Linked DNA regions of Homo sapiens: region 2 is linked to region 1. A link is a loop called in an ENCODE intact Hi-C map of the cell type or tissue named here. Cell type or tissue: A673. All regions are shown on one strand. Each heading gives the region's core, and the rest is flanking DNA. Links, peaks and the distances in the headings are about the cores only.

Evidence for each region. Hi-C counts contacts between places; a loop is a spot of excess contacts. Peaks named below come from ENCODE experiments on the same cell type or tissue, not always from the same donor. Only the 100,000 strongest peaks of a DNase experiment are listed, where the experiment ranks them.
Region 2: it touches region 1 in a loop (6-fold over the local background); 1 of 110 quality-filtered maps calls a loop at or near these places.

The regions. Positions count from the first base shown.
Region 1 is chr4:180,661,477-180,667,271 of GRCh38, reverse strand. No RefSeq gene overlaps it. Among named protein-coding and RNA genes, the nearest start is that of LINC00290, 490 kb to the left of the region's middle. In A673, for the core only: CTCF peaks have their summits at 870 (motif pointing right) and 2,312 (motif pointing left); DNase peaks (open chromatin) are centred at 911, 1,601 and 2,261; H3K4me3 peaks cover 736 bases; H3K27ac peaks cover 1,906 bases.
Region 2 is chr4:180,562,126-180,567,920 of GRCh38, reverse strand. No RefSeq gene overlaps it. Among named protein-coding and RNA genes, the nearest start is that of LINC00290, 590 kb to the left of the region's middle. In A673, for the core only: no CTCF peak of the experiment used is centred there; DNase peaks (open chromatin) are centred at 2,290, 2,450, 2,800 and 3,630; H3K4me3 peaks cover 2,281 bases; H3K27ac peaks cover 4,788 bases.

The sequences.
Region 1 (5,795 bases), core at 377-5,376:
TCCCTAAAATTAGTACATTTTTCATTAGATTGCACAGTAAAGGTCAATCTTTGTATTTCATTAGGATAACACAGCCTTGAAATGAGTCAGAGCAGGTGCAAAAGAAAAGAAAGCACAATTCATGAATATATGACAGGAGAGCAATAATACTAATTAATTTGGGGAAGAATGCGGCCAGATTATGCTTATGGAAGACTTAAATCTTTTAAAGGCTAGCAAATAGATGGCAAAGGTCATCCAATCAATGTAGATAAATAATGAAAGTCCTTAGAAAAAGCCAAAATGTGACAAGTGAGAGGGTGGTCATGTCATTCAATTTGGGGGACTTAAATATTGAAAAGTCAATGATTTGGGCATTATGTTCAAATGACTAGAGTAATGAAATAGAGAGAGATGAAGGAAAATCTATGTGTGCCTCTATGTCGCATGCCAGAATTCCCCGCTACCTAAACTATTCTCTACAGATGAAATTATACATTCTGGTTTATACATTATCTTATCACATGCCTTACACACCTGGTAAGAACATCACAAAAAGCATAAGAGTCATAGTGCTGGTGTTCAGTCTCCTGACGGATGTTAGCTGGGGCCAGTGTGGTTGTAAATAGTGAAACGTGGGCTGTGTGTCAGAGACTCTTGCCACTTCCACGTTGTCTCTGCCTCCCTAACATGTCTGATAATGATTGATGCATGAGTTTAAGGAAGAAGCTTATTGATTCATAGAGATGTAGAGTTTATAGAAATATCAAATATGTTTTGATAGGATCCATCCCCAAAGTAATGAAATGAAAAGGATTAGCATAGGTCATAATGTGTATTAGCCACAGAGCATTAGATTTCAGAGTACACTTGAGTTCTTTCTGTTCTGTCACTAGGGGGCACTGTGAGCATGGATGAAGCCCTGTGCCCTGGATGACCAAATAGAAAAAAACCTCCCTAGGGGAATTTGCGATGCCTCTTTTCATCCAACATTACGCGTTTTTTAATAACATAGAAATTGACCCTCCCTGTCTTAAAACCAACTTTCAGGCAAGGGACTGAAACTCACCAGATGACTACATCCAGAAAATGAGATGCCGGGCCCCTCATCCACCTTGATTACTTCCTTACTCCTCCCTAATTGATTTTTTCCCTGCAGGTAGCTACATTCCTTCCCTGATATATAAACCCCCCAACTTTAGTTGGTTGAGGAGACAGATTTGAAACTTATCTCCTGTCTCTTTGGCTGCAGCACCTGAATAAAGTCTTCCCTGGCAATCTTCCTTGTCTTAGTGATTGGCTTTCTTTGTGGCAAGCAAGGAGACCTAGACCAAACCCCCGGCATTTTCGTAACACCAGTTTCTCTAGAAAATATTAGAGTAAGACTGTATAGGCAGCCAAATACAGAAGAAAGTTTAGATAAGACATATGCAAAAGAGTTTGGTCAGATAATGTTTATCTACTAGGGCTTGGATTTTCTTTTCTTTTAGAACAAAGAAAGTGATGAGAAGCAGGAAATAATTTTATTGATTTTTTTTTTTTTTTTTTTTTTTTTGTCCACATTGCAGATACTGCACTTTGTGGGTCAAACAAGGTGATAAAGACATCCCGGAATGTGGCAGTTTGCCAAAAATATACGAAACAAGATACCACAAGCTTCTCTATATAAGAATCCAAGAGACTACATCATTCCTTAAGAAACTAGGATATTTCTAGAGAACACTCTATATTATTTGCATAAATTATTCCAAACTAAAATTATAACACTAAAAGTGCCCTCTTCTAAGCATCATTATTTCTGGAAAGTCTACTGTAGAAAATATTTTAAATAAATACATTAGATAATTCCCATAGTGATGCCCTTGATAGTACTCCAAGATTTGAATTATATATGCTCATTTATTCTTTTTTAAATAATTCAAGAGACAGATCAAAGCTTTACTTTTGTGAGTTTAGAATAATATTTTTTAAACTACATCTCTCAAGCTTTCTATTTTTCATGTGCTCATAAAAACATTTTCATACCGAGCATTTTAAATAAAAAAATAATTAGTTGAAGATCAGCATGATACTTGTAATATTTTGTTGAAAATGTATTCAAGTGTTTTCTTTGAAAATAAAAGCAAAACATAAGTGCAAATTTCACAGAGCTTGATGTACAGAGTAAATCACTTAAGTACAGATATGCTTGTCCTTTGAATAAAGGAGACATGGATATTAGGATGCACGAGAGGCTTGGAAACCTAACACTGAAGCCGGAAGCCCTGTTATTTAGGAGCTGGCAGATGAATAACCATAAGTACGTGACTACACTGCCACCTAGTGGTGCAAAGAATCAGCCTTCCAATAAGGATGCATGACTTACAATTCAGTGGCAATTTTATCAACAAAATTTTTTGTCCGTGAAAGTGCAAAAAAAAAAAAAAAAAAATCACACCAGATGGCTTGAAAGAGCCTAATAAGAGCAGTTATTGCTCTTTTATTGTATATTATTTCTCCAAAGCTTCATGATTCTCATTGATAAAAACCTCAGGTGTCTGCAGAAAGGCTCTGCAAACTCAGCACCCCAGGCAGGTATGAAGGAACACAAGCTTCAAGTGTCTTTGAATAGAAATAGTATTTTCTTACTGCTTGGAAGAAGCCTGTCTTTTGAAAAGTCTGCTTAGGATTTGAATCTCTGTTTTCCTTTTCTAGTTGGAAACCAAAGACAAAAACAAAAAACTCTTGGAGATTGTTCCAAATGCATCTTTCTTGCCCTCAACTGCCAGCCTTCTTAGGAATTAAATAATCCCACTTGTGATCATTCCAGGATTCAAACTTCTAATATTGACATCTCTGTTACAGGCGACAACGATGCCAGATTATGTCTGCAAATTAAGGTCATTTTAAAGGCCTAGGGAAACAGAAAATGCCTGGCAAGGGATCAAATTCTTCTTTGAGAGAGGGTTAGAAGAACCATTGCTATTTACTCATTGTGGATTTGTTTTGCAGGGGCATTGTTATTATCGCAGGCATCAAACCGTAGAGGGGAAAAAGCTGCAAACAAAATATCAAGGGAAATAACGACCATACAAAATAAATAGCAGGCACAAACAAAGTTCACAATGCCTCATGTGAACTTAGGAAAAACGCAGTCATGCATCCCACTTCCTGAATATGTTTTCAGTGGAGCCTTTCTTTCTTCTACAGCAAACAAAATTATTCCCTTCACCAGCAGTTGCCAGATTAGCCAAGAATATAATATTCAAGCTCAGGAAGAGATTACTGATGTGTCTATATTTAAGGGGGAAAGAAACATCTAATCTAAAACTTTGCATGAAATTTCTCCTAGGTAGCATAGTACATATTTTAGCTCTCATTTTTGTTTCCAGACATTGATTGCACTCCACATAAAATCTCTTTAGCCCCCCAGAAAGACACTCTGTTGGAAAGTCCATTTACAGTCATTTAATGCAATACCTAATTTTTCTGGTGAGGTAGCAAAACCACAGAAGAAAAGGGAGCACCGCTAGGCAGAGATGATCTAGAGTCCAATTCTCTTACTCCCTGGCAACTCAATTTTCACTGCATCCTATAGCCTCTCTGTAGAAGTCAAGCGTATTTTACAGTTTTCTAAGGAATGATTGATAACCTCAACAGTCTGAAATTAAACTGCACAGCAGACAGTGGAAGATGGTATTTTAAAGTACCTGGAAGCTTTAGTATTCACTATTACACTACACTATTTTAATAAATAGAAAAGCAATGTTTATTCACTTTAAATTCATGACATCTATGAAGTTAAAGGTTTGCACAGCAATGAACAATTAGTTAAATATCACACATGGAAGCTAAACAGCAATTTGTAGATTCTGTTGCGCAGTGCCTTAATTACTTATATTGCAACTTGTTTCAGACCACTAAAGACAGGGCTATCGAAAAATCCCCAGGCAATTAAGGACAAAGCGTGCTCAAACATGAACAGCTCTTGAAGAAATAAATGGAAAGATCAGGTTTTATCTATAATGTTATTAGGTAGATAAATCACTGGCAAGAATAAACCTATGGAAAAAAATAAAGCACAAACTAAGATTAGCCTTTAGAAATCTCCTTGGAGATTATGCAATTTTCCCCCACGAAATCAATATCAGTTCAATTGAAGATAAATTACAAGAGAAATAAAAACAAGACACTTCATGAGAAGTAATAATAGCATTGTTTCTTTCACTGCATAGTAAGATCTGATCACAAAGCAGTGACAAGGGTCGGGGGATCAGGTTATATTCGCTGGCTATTTTCTCACGATGTGACTCTTGGCTGTGGGGGACATTGTTGTCAGAATGCCTTGTTGGCACTGGATTGAGGGTTTAGTTACTTTGTTTATTTAAACACATCTTTAAATTTTCCATAGCTAAAAAGAGACTAGTATTTTGATCTGTTTTCTTCCATTGAAATATTTAGGCCATGTATTATTAATATAGATCATTGATAGAACTTTTTAAAATTGTCAGTGGATGTCTAGAAAAAATATGAAAAATTTAAAAATATTCTCTTTTTTGAAAAAGTACATTTTATTTAAAAATAAACCATCAAACCAATAACCCATGACTCTATCTACCAATGAAATGGAATCTAATGAACATGAGCACATAAAATAACACTTCTGCATAATAAATTTATTTCTTGTGACATGAAACAATTTGGAAATGAGATTTGGATGATGTGTACTTTAATAGGCTGTGATTATGACTGTGATTATGATAAAACCACATTTTATAGTGCAACGCCAGCATTAATTGGCCTCAGATACTACTTCTTTTATAGATATTGTATGATGTATACTATATTATTATTATAGTACATTAAACCGTAAATCCTTCTGAATAGGTCCTCCAAACACAGTATTCTAAACTGTTATAAGAAAATGACTGCCAAGAAACTTTTGACATGAGCAGTGAAAAGTATTTATATAGCATTTGGTCACATGTGTTTTTTAAGGATGAAAAAAACAAACTAAAATTTTGGAGATGAGAAATCACGTTAAGAAAGTTTTAACGTATCTGTGGAGATGGCACAATAAATGCATTTCCATTTTCTTTTAATATATGTAAATTAAATTAAATCATGAAAATATATATTAGTGTTGAGAGTGGCCTTAGAGTCTATTACATAACTATTTTTAAAATGAGGACAGGGAGGCAGGAGGAGCATTTATCATAACATTTCTACAGAAATTCAATGTGTCTAGCTCTACTCCTTGGCATCACAGTCTGGGAGAAATGCTTTGTCTGGATTGATTATGAACTTGCAAAAGAAAGCCAAGATGTAACATTTCTGAAACAATTTCTTAATTCTCTAGTGTCAGAAATTAGTCAGATTAATACTGCAAGAAAGTGTTAGGTGAGGATTTGAGGGACTCATCTAATCTATACTACAGGAACATTTTTAAAAATATGAACTCATGATGAGAGACTTCCGAATGGAGAATAGAACACACGAGTACAGAGCGGGATTGAGGAAAGAGTGGATCAAATATGTAGAAGACAGGCCTTTTGACTTTAGACCTTATAAAAGTGATCCTATTCTTAGAAGATAATTAATGGACCCTAAAAAGAGAATGCACTGAAGGGGAAATGGTCAGGCTATGCCAACGTTTTCAGTGTGGAGGGTGAGCAGGTGCTCTTTATGCATGAGGGTGGCCTGCAGTTGAGTACCAATATGCTTTGTTGATGAGAACAAGTATATACCTTTTGAACCAAATACTGGCTAATGCAATTTTTTTATCATTAGCACTAACTATTGCATAATTTAAGCAATGACATGCTAATATTTATGAC
Region 2 (5,795 bases), core at 351-5,350, 99 kb after region 1:
TACACAGCACCTGCCACATACCTGACACAGATTAGAAACTCACTATGTATCTCTCAAATGAATTAATGAATATTAAATATTGAATTAATGAATAGTGAAAACCAGGCAATAAGAATGTTTTAGCAGCTGATATTTATTAAATTAGGTTTTCCTAGGTAGCTCACGGCAGCTAAGCTAATTACAGTAAGTCTTCACTTAACATCATTGATAGGTTCTTGGAAACTGTGACTTTAAGCAAAACAACGTATAATGAGAGCAATTTTCCCATAGGCTAATTGATATGAACAAGATTTTAGCTACTAGGGCATATTTCTGGTCTCCTAAACATCAGCAAACTTCTAAATAAAGACCAAAACATTTTCATATAAACATTTAAATAAATGTGAGCTGGACATACATTTAAGAAGGATTAATCAAAACAAGTAAGATAATTATTCACCAACTTATTCCAGTCCAGGGTCCCAGGTGGCTGGAGCCACCCACTGACACCCACACTCACCCATAAACACCCTCACTCATTCACTCTCATTCACACTCACCCACACACTCACACGCACCCAAAAAACACACTCGTTCACTCTCGCTCACACTAACCCACACACTCACACGCACCCACAAACACCCTCACTCATGCACTCTCACTCTTACCCACACACTCACACTCACCCACAAACACCCTCACTCATTCTTTCTCACTCACACTCACCCACACACTCACACGCACCCACAAACACCCTCACTCATTCTCTCACTCCACTCACCCACACACACGCACCCACAAACACCCTCACTCATTCACTCTCACTCACACTCACCCACACACACGCACCCAGAAACACCCTCATTCACTCTCACACACGCACCCACACTGACCCACACTCCCCCTCATTCACCCTCACCCCTACTCCCCCTCATTCACCCTCACTCACCCACACTCACCCTCATTCACCCTCACTCACCCACACTCACCCTCGTTCACCTTCACTCACCTTCATTCACCCTCACCCACACTCACCCACCCAATCACACCCACACCGATGCTCACTCACCCACACACCCTCACTCACCCACACACCCACCCAATCACATTCACACACACCCTCACTCACCCTCACCGTCACCCACACACCCACACACCCTCACCCTCACTCACACTCACTTTCACCCTCACCCACACTCACTCACACTCACCCTTAGTCACACACCCACACATTCACACATACCCACACACCCACACTGACCCACACACACCCTTGCTCATTTACTCTGTCACACTCACCTACACACTCACCCACACTGACCCAAACTCACCCTCATTCACCCTCACTCACCCACCCAAGCACACTCAGCCACACTGATGCTCACCCTCACCCACACCCACATACACCCTCACCCACACACCCACCCACTCACATTCACCCACACCCTCACCCTCACCTACACCCACTCACCCTCACACTCACACACCCTCACACTCACCCTCACCATCACCCACTCTCACCCACACACCTGCACCCTCACTCATACACCCTCACCCACACTCACACCCACACTCACAATCACCTACACTCAGTGACCCTCACCCACACTCACCCTCACACACCCTCACTCAACCTCACTGACCCTCACACACACCCACACTCACCCAGTCACACTCACCCTCACACATTCACATTCATCTGCATTCACCCTCACCCCCACACTCACACCCTCACCTCATCTCACCCACACTCACCCTCACTCACACCCAGTCACCCTCACTCACCTACAGTCACCCACACTCACCCTCACACTCTCACACTCTCACCCCCCACTTCCTCCCACTCACCTGTATTCACCCACACCCACTCTCACATTCACAGTCACCCACTCCCACACTCACCCTCACCCACTCACCCTCACCCACAAACACCTTCACTCACCCACTCACCCACACTCCCTCCTGCTCACCCACACTCACCCACATTCACCCTCACCTGCATTCACCCAAACTCCCTCCCGGTCACCCACACTCACCCACACCCACTGTCACACTCACACTCATTCACACGCCCCCACACTCACACTGGGCCCTGAGGACGCACCAGCTCAAAGGGCTAAAGGACACCTCTTGGGGATGTGGGAGGAAACTGGAGTCCCTGGAGTAAAGCCACACAGGCCGAGGGAGAAGGGGCAGATCCTGTACACACCGGGGGCCCGATGGGTAGCAGCTGTTTTCTCTTCACCATTATAACAAAACAACCCTGTAGGGACCAATGTTATTGTCAGACCTGAAGTGTAATGAAGCGCCCCCTTTTTCTAAGTGGGTCTCACTCACAGAGATGCCATTAAAAATTATTCCTGGCCAGGCGCAGTGGCTCACGCCTGTAATCCCAGTACTTCGAGAGGCCGAGGCGGGTGAATCACCTGAAGTCAGGAGTTCGAGATCAGCTTGGCCAACACGGTGAAACGCCGTCTCTCCTAAAAATACTAAAATTAGCCGGGCGTCTGTAATCCCAGCTACTCGGGAGGCTGAGGCAGGAGAATAGCTTGAACCCGGGAGGCGGAGCTTGCAGTGAGCCAAGATCATGCCACTGCACTCCAGCCTGGGCAACAGAGTGACACTCCATCTCAAAAAAAGAAAGGAAGGGAGGAAGGAAGGAAGGAAGGAAGGAAGGAAGGAAGGAAGGAAGGAAGGAAGGAAGGAAAGAAAGAAAAAAGACTCCTAACTCCCAGCTTGTCACTCTTGGAATAGAGTGCCGTCTCTTTTACAGGGTATGAGGAAGTGGGAGGGAAGGTGAAAGGAGTCATTGCCAGAAGGGCCCAGGGTCTCCCAAGACTAACGCATCCTTCCTGGTTTCACGATGCCATTAGAGCCAGAACAACGCCTTTACTTTTTTCTTTTTTTTGGAAGGCAGTCTTGCACAGATCCAAACCAGGTGGAAAAATGCTTAAGGTTTCCCCACTTTCTCAAAAAATGTCATCACTAGTCCCAAATCAGTTAACCCTTTGCTCACATAAAATGCATTTGTACTCCTTAAATGCACCAACAAATAACGATTCCAGTTGACCCTGTTAAATCTAAGAACACATAAGAGTAGGATTAAACAGTTTGGCAGGCAGGTTCTCTGACTGCTGAACTCTTGGAAATACAATCACTCACCCTAGATCCTTTTTCCTCACATAAGGGCTATGAAGCGAGCTTTCTAACTATCCTTCAGCTGAGCACATAGCTTTCTTCAAGGAACGAACACCACTTCATCCTAATTGCTATTGTTTCTTTTCATAGCTGGCACTATCTCTGCCTTCTTGGCTCGTGGACTGTGCGAGAAGCAGATGTAAGGGGAGGGCTTTAAACTGAGAAGGGAAGACAGGTAGTAAATCTAAAATACAAAATTAATTAGGAACTAATTCAGGAAGAGAGTATAACTTGCTGACTTTATTGCCATCTTCAAAGCAGATGGGGCGGTGGTAAAATTCCCTTTCAGCAGCAAAGTGAAACAACAGTCAAATGTGAATTCCATCTTAATAATTATTTTTGCCTAAATACAGCCCTCCTTTGAAGAGACAGAGACTAGCAAAAAATAAACTTACAATTACGTGTTAGTGCAGGGAAGATGTGGTCTGGATAACACCAAGGGGATTGGCAAAGACATTCATCTCTTTGTTCAGAAATCATTATATCGACCTTGACTTACTGGCATGTAGCAGGCTCAGGCTGGCCTGCGCAGCAGCAGAGTCCCACCCTCCATCCAGCCAGGCCCCCCTGGCCAGCTCATTCTCCTTCACTGATTAAAGTAAGGAGAGCAAGTCCCTCAGTCACAGGATCCCCAAGATGAAAGGCATTTAAAAATAGTTTGGAACACACACAAAAATCTTCCTTTACCATTAATAAGGATTTCTCTTGTTTATTTTTTTCGATGACAGCTTTTTAGAAAGAGCCTATTGTTTTGGTTTGTGAGAGACAGAAACTTGTTAGTTTTTCTTCTTTTAAGTTAAAAAAGACTAACGGGAGCTATTAGCAGTTGGAGTGAAACTCATTCTTCATTGCCAAAATCATAAATGTTATATCATGTGAAAATATAAATGTCAAAGGATTTATGGTAGGGTGGCCCTTTAAACACCCCAAATCCAATACAAAGCAATCTACTATTGTAATGCATAGACAGAAAAATATCCCTTTTTCTTTTTAGTATATTACACTGGCAGAGATACTCTGAAAATAGTTCAGGATCAGAAAAACGTTCATGGCCCTTGTGTTGTTATCTTGCAAATTGGGGACTATCTATACTCACCCTGCTCTCCCTGTAGAGCCTGCACTCAAATCCCAAATGTTCTGTGAGAACTGGCGAAGACACCTCCTCCAGGGAGCCTTCCCTGATTTACTTCCCTTTAAAAGAATCATGCTATTGACTTGAATCTTTCAGCAATTGTGGACCGAACCCTTTACCAGGATATTTAATACTGACACACACTTTCAGATCTGTTTCATTCTCTTTTAAAATGTAATGCTAATAAAATAAATAGCTGCATATTGCTAATGCACGTTATCTTAGACATATACATCTAATTTCCAAAATTAGATTGACGGTTGAGGTAGCATATTTTTAAATCACAAAATAGGGTTGTATATATTTTTCCATCTGTTTGGGGGATCCTTTCCCTTTCTTAGTCCAGAATATTCCTATTCACTTTTAAGAGCCAGCCAAATAAGGCTTCTGTTTGAATAAGGGCTTCTACGTGAAGAGCACCACTGCCCCAGCCTGGCACAATCCCAGTCCTTTGTTCGTCTTTACAAGACAGCACTCTGCCGTTTGTGTCTTTCTGGTCTGTTCTCCCATTTACCTGTCAGTATCCACTGAGTTCCGCCAAAGCAGACACATGGATCATTTATTCATGTCTGAATCCCCAGGACACAGAGAATACAAATGTGTAGGCTGTGGTACTCAATCACCGGTATTATATGTTTGAGAATGAATGCTATAACATCGCAACATTTTTAAAAATATGATACAACGATAGCCTTTTAAAGTGTGTTTTAAGACATTTGGAAATTTACACATTCTACTGGGTTACTGTACATTAAAAAATAACCCTTAAATCTAGCAGAATGATAGGAAATAAATTAGCTGGCTTAGGATGCTGTGATATTTCTACATGTGATTCAAAAATTACTCTATTTGAATAAAACTTTTGACGAATGCTGCTCAAAATGTGTTCCTAGAACGGCAACATCATCATCATCCCTGGGAACTTGTTAGAATGCACCTTCTCAGGCCTTTTCAACACCCTCTGAGTCAGAAATCCTGGGGTTGGTGGGCAACAAGCTGAGTTTCAGCAAACCTTCCAGATGATTCGAATGCTCACTAAAGTTGAATAACTATTGTGATTTTATTGGGAGGCAGAGGCACAAGAATCGCTTGATACCAGGAGGCAGAGGTTGCAGTGAGCTGAGGTTGCGCCACTGCACTCCAGCCTTGGTGACGGAGTAAGACTCCATCTCCAAAAACAAAACAAAATAAACAAACAAACAAACTATTGTGATTGTATTGAAATATGAAAATCTGTAAGCAAATACTCTAATTATAATTTTGAAAATAAGATTTAAAAAGAGGAATGCTTTGGTCTTGGATGCAAATGTTTAATTATAGGATGTGCTTATCTCACTTTTTCTTTTGTCACCTTTCATAGCTCTTTATAGCTTCATTTTCCACATATGTTTGTGAGGTCTTCAAAGCCAGAGGCCTCTAAGTCACATGACCATTATTCTAGTTAGAAATAACCCTGTTGAAATTTATTTTGACTTCTAGGATTAT